2 separate regions of the Homo sapiens genome follow, and region 1 is linked to region 2. A link is an interaction called in ENCODE POLR2A ChIA-PET data of the cell type or tissue named here. Cell type or tissue: B cell. All regions are shown on one strand. Links, peaks and the distances in the headings refer to the core of each region. The heading gives the core; the rest is flanking DNA. Region 1 has its middle 49 kb from the start of LINC03027. Region 2 overlaps PIP4K2A (phosphatidylinositol-5-phosphate 4-kinase type 2 alpha).

Evidence for each region. Peaks named below come from ENCODE experiments on the same cell type or tissue, not always from the same donor. Only the 100,000 strongest peaks of a DNase experiment are listed, where the experiment ranks them.
Region 1: POLR2A ChIA-PET joins it to region 2 with 7 read pairs; 2 of 35 experiments call an interaction of 5 or more read pairs at or near these places.

Annotation. Positions count from the first base shown.
Region 1 is chr10:22,485,664-22,488,475 of GRCh38, forward strand. No RefSeq gene overlaps it. Among named protein-coding and RNA genes, the nearest start is that of LINC03027, 49 kb to the left of the region's middle. In B cell, for the core only: no CTCF peak of the experiment used is centred there; no DNase peak of the experiment used is centred there.
Region 2 is chr10:22,596,238-22,599,049 of GRCh38, forward strand. All of the region lies in intron 3 of PIP4K2A (phosphatidylinositol-5-phosphate 4-kinase type 2 alpha), which reads right to left. Among named protein-coding and RNA genes, the nearest start is that of PIP4K2A, 120 kb to the right of the region's middle. In B cell, for the core only: no CTCF peak of the experiment used is centred there; a DNase peak (open chromatin) is centred at 1,134; H3K4me3 peaks cover 240 bases; H3K27ac peaks cover 2,477 bases.

The DNA of each region.
Region 1 (2,812 bases), core at 10-2,509, 110 kb before region 2:
TGTTTTGTTTTTGTTTTAATTTTAATCTATCTACCCTTAAGGACCAGGAACACACCCATTAGTTGAGAGAATGTCATGATTAAAAAGTGTTGCTCTCTCCTGCTAAGCTTCCCCTCCTCCTTATTACACAGACACACACACACTCACACACTCCTGTTTTGTAAAGTGTCCAGCCCTGAATCAGTTCTGGTGAATTAGAGCTTTGCATTGAGTTAGGCAATCCCTCAGTTTTTCCTTTTTAATATAGGAGAATACATGACTTTGACTATCTTGGAAATCTCTTTGCTGCAAATATGCAGAGGAAAAATCGAAGGATAAAAAGAAGTCAAGAAAATAAAATGTTTACAGAATAGTGCCAACTCTTTGTGAGGGGCCTGGCAGTTATGGGTCTGTTGTCTTTTTGTTTCCTGTTTTTTCTTTTCCCCAACATTTTCATTTTTATTTTTGTAGAGGTAGAATACTTTGTAGAGACAGGGTGCTGCCATATTGCCCAGGCTAGTTGTGAACTCCCTGGACTCAAGTGATCCTACTGCCTCAATCTCCCAAAGTTCTGGCATGACATGCATGAGCCACTGCAGCTGGCCACTGCCCTGTTGTCTTAATGGCCATGGTTAATGTTGCCACTTTTCCTTCTCAGTGCCGGGAAGGAGCCCCTTGTTTCTCTAGGAGACCATTAACTTTTACCAAAGCTCTGCTACCAAAAATGGGTTACATATTCTTAGAACATCAGAGGAGCTTCCCCAGGACTTTGAAGGCAAAGTTCTGAAAATATAAATGAGTTGCCACAGATTATATTTTGCTTCCAACAGATGCTACAAAGTTGTTCAAAGCACAGTAGCTTCAGAAAACAGGATATCCTTGAACCATGAAGTTAATTTGATCCATGTGGTGTCCAGAATTCCAAGAAATCCGTCCTGAGGCAGCTTTCCTGCCAATGTTCTCTCTCTGACATATTCTGATCTGCTGTACTAGATGAACTATTTATCATTTGGCCTTCCTTCTCCAATTATGACATATTTCCAGATACTTTTCTTCCTGAAATATGCCAACAAGCTGGCTGTATGCCCAGGGCATGAAATATCTCCTTAAAATCTCAACATTTATGTATAAAACCCATTTATAGGTACTTTTTTTGAGAAAGAGGAGTTAGAAAACTGTGTTCTCTGATGGGTGGTGAATCTTTTTTCTAAGATTTATTTGAAACAAACATTGTTCACATGTTTAAAGATTCACCTGGCCTTCTTCCTACTTGAATTCCCCTTTACCATTCCCTACAAATTATTGTTCCAGTGGCTGCAAACATAGCTCCCTGCAGCCTCAAACTCTTGGGCTCAAGCAATCTTCCTACCTCAGCCTCCCAAGTAGCTGGGACTATAGGTGCATGCCACCATGCCCAGCTAATGTTTTGATTCTTTGTAGAGGTGGGGTCTTATCATGTTGCCGAGGCTGGTCTCGAACTCCTGGGCTCCTACTGGCCCAGAAAAACCCTTACTGGAAGAAAAAGGGAGATAACTCATAATTCTTCAAGTTTGAATTCAGTACCCATTATTTGTTGTACAAAATAGTTCTTGCAGTCTCCTGATTACATTTTAGCTCCTCTCATTTATGGAAGACCCCATCCACAGTTCTTTGCAATTTTTGTAAAGGACCAGAACTATTTACTCATCATCTCTGAGGTCAAGTAGGGAAGAGATTTCCTGTCATAGATTTTCTTCAAAATAATACAGCTCAAGTGTCACTGGACTATCAAACGAATGCCATATTGATTTAATAGATAGTAGCTCTTAAATGAAGTGAAAGGACCTTTGCTTAATTAATTCAGTAATTAATTCGGTACACATTTATTGTGTGCCTGTCACATGCCCCCACTGGAAGGAACATCTGCCTGTCATTCTGTGCTTACTAAACCAGAGGAATCAAACCATGCAATAATAGTTGGCATTTATTTGGGTTCATAACACATGTTGAGCTCTGTGCTAAGGATTCTTCACACATAATTTTATTTAATCTTCTGAACCATCTGTTCAGGTAGGTATTATGATCTTTATTTCAAACATCAGGAAGCTGAGCCTTACATGGTTTATCTCTCTGAAACCGTAACAGTACAGCTGGGGTTGGCCCTACTTGGCCTAAGTCCACGTATGGCCGGGAATCACCTTAGGTCCCTGACAAGTTCTCCTTTGAGATAATATCAAGAATGGAATAAAGATAAGAGGGTTGAATCTGGAGAAATCATGAAAGGTGTGAAGTCAAGTCACTTTATAGCCGTTATTGTTAGATTGTGGCTGTTTATTTCATAGATTGTATTATTTTTTGTTTTGAGACAGGGTCTTGCTCTGTCACTCAGGCTGGAGTGCAGTAACATGAACACAGCTCATGGCAGCCTCAACCTCCTGGGCTCAAGTGATCCTACCACCTCAGCCTCGTAAGCAGCTGGGGTTACAGGTGTGAGCCACCCCACCCAGCTAATTTAAATTTTTTTTTTTTTTTTGTAGAGACAGGATTTTGCCGTGTTGCCCAGGCTGGTCTCAAACTCCTGGACTCAAGCAGTAGTCCCACCTCAGACTCCCAAAGTGCTGGGATTACCGGCCTGAGCCACTGTGCCCAGCTAGATTGTATTATCGATAACCCTGTTGTTGCCTGTTTATTTATAAAGCCATCACTCCTTAATTTTAAATTGTTGTAAATGTATTGTTCCAGCTGTCTGAGTCTGTAATACCTTGCATCTTCCCAGGGCTCAGATAAAGCTAACTAACCTCTCCTCTAAGAAGTCCTCCCTGATCACGCAGGCGATGCTGCTCTCTCCCTCCAT
Region 2 (2,812 bases), core at 10-2,509:
AGACTCGACTCGTTGCTCTAGGAAATGCTGTAAAGCATGGGCCTCGGAAGGTGACTCAGGACAACCGTCCCAAGAAACAGAGTCCGATCAGAAGACAGTACAACCATCATCTCAGCAGGGGCCTAATGATGGTTTAGGACACCTGGGCTGAGATGAAAGAGAACATGCAGTGAAAATAACACTTCACAGATTCCAGATGTATTCAGGACAACGTCAGCTAGAACGAGCACATGAGCTCAGGGAAGGAGGTCTTATATCTTCAACACAGTCACTGTGCTGCCTCAAAACAGTCTATCTACTGACACTGAATAAGAAACTCCTCAGTGTGCTTTGTTTTGTTGCAAAGGAAAAAGGAATCACAGCATGATGTTGGATGCTTGGACAAGTTGGGAGGCCCTTGATGGAAACAGAGCTTGGGAGTGACCTTCAGGTGCCCCCGAGGGGTCCCTCCATGTATAAATAAACCTCAAAGAGCATTAGAGTTGGAAGCAACCTTGGAGATGATTCCAAACCACTCAATATACAGATAAGAAAACAGACCCAGAGAGCAGAAATGACTTGCCCAACTCAGTTCTCCAACATCAGGTGGGCTGGTGTACATGGAGGGCCCTGCAGGGGCCCTGCCCAGAGCCTCCATCTCCCCCTGCCGTGCTGCTTCCCTGCCTGGGCTCCAGAGTATGGTGGGCATTATGAAGGGACAGTCATTTTTCTATAGTGACATACACCTTCTAATGCCAATTTAGAGTGTGAGCCAGCTGGCACAAAACCAAACCTGTCTTCAGGTTTTCGATTTTGCCAAGTAAAGTGTGTAGAAAATATCAGTAACAGCCACAGTGCTAATGCAGTCCGGAGTCTGTTATTTACACTTTTATTAACATGTGTACAAAGCTATCTGAACTCATTCTAGGACTGTTCATTACTTTACATTAACTGAGTAGGAAGAGTAGGAGCTGTCTTCTCTCCACGCAGGAGCTGAGACAGATGTGTTTGTGGAATAAGCCTTTGGGACAGGAAGACCGTGCTGCTGAGCCCTGGGCCCAGAGTCAGGCACTCACACAGCGTAACACAGGGCTGAAGGAGGACCAGCACTTAGCATTTCCTGTGAGTCCTGTTGACTGTGGTGACGATGTCAACCCTAAGAATTCTTCACATTTCTGACCATGTGGCACACTGCATCATGTCTATTTAAATTAGTTTATGTGGTCTGAGAATTGTCGGAGGTTCTTGTTTTCCTCCTGTCACTGGTTTCTGCCTTTAGAAGACTGTCCCATCCACTTTCTCTGCTTACAACTCCACAGATTTTCTTCACAAAGAATGCCAAAGTTGAAAGGAGCAATCTTTTATACTGGGAGTGCTGAATTCTGGGTTACTCTATATTCTATATGCACTCTCTATACTACTAAGCTGGGAGGATTAAAAAAAACGAGAAGGGAAAAAAAGAAATTAAGATGAAATTTGCAAGTTAAGACCAGCTCTGCATGGAAAAAAAAAAAGCCTAGCAGAAGACACCATTTAGAAAAATTCTTTCTCTTCTCAATCACCTAATTTAAAAGGGCAAATCTGAGATGAAGCTGATCCTACCTAAGGCCTTAAAAACACCCTTTAGAGGGCTGGTTTAGTCCTCTTCATCTCCAAAGTAAAATATTCACTTTCTGGAACACTTACCCTTATCTACCTGTCTGTCTTCAGGAGAAAGCAGCCAGATAAAATTACCCAGTGAAATCCACCCAGGCTTTGGAGAGATCTACTCTCATTAAAAATCAAATTCCTTGTCATGGACACACTTGGAGAGTTATATGGTCTGCAATAAAGTGACATTATTTAAATTCAAAATTGGGGGCTGGGCACAGTGGCTAATGCCTGTAATCCTAGCACTTTTGGAGGCTGAGGTGGGAAGATCACTTGAGGCCAGGAGTTTGGGACCAGCCTGGGCAGCATAGTAAGGCTCTGTGTCTACATAGCATTAAAAAATTAGCCGGATGTGGTGGTGCGTGCCTGTAGTTCTAGCTATAAGGAAGGCTGAGGTTGGAGGATCACTTGAGCTGAGGAGTTCGAGGCTGCAGCGAGCCATGATTGTACCACTGCACTCCAGCCTAGTTGACAGACAGAGACTCTGTTAAAAAATAAAAACAAACAGACAAAATTGGGGATTCTGCACCTATCAGTTCAAAAGTGACAGTAAGTTATTTCCTAAAGGCCTCAATAATAACTTACATGTTAAAAGGAGAATTTAAAATTTCACAAGGAAGTTTCAGATTGAAAATTCCCAGCCCACAAGGTCTTCCTTCTATTGCTGGCCCCTGCTCACTTCCCTGTGACCTCTCAAACCAGACATGGGCAAAGGACATAGATGACGACAAAACAGAATGGACCCAGGAAGCAGCCTCAGAGTGTCAGGGTGATCCATCTCAACAGCAATGGGCTGAAGTCAGGGCTTTGCGTCCTCCCTCCAACTCACCCTTCCCACCTCCCTTACTCTGTTATCTGATTATCTGCAAAGAAAGACAGCTGGACTTAATGGTCTCTAAGCTTCCTGCTCATTCTTCTAATTATTATTCTGCTGTCAGTTTGTAGAGACTTAGGGAATGGACGATGATTTACTATTAGTTTATGGGAAAAAAATCTAATAATCAACATGCACAAACTGCAAAAATACACTTTCTTCATTGGCTATTCCTTTTCTTCTTTCTATACATTTGATAGTTTCATATTATAAATTACGAAATTAGTTAAAGTCACCTGTTCTAAATAAAAATACTGATACCATAACCCATCCCAAAAAAACAACAACAGCCAAAATCAACTTTGGGAA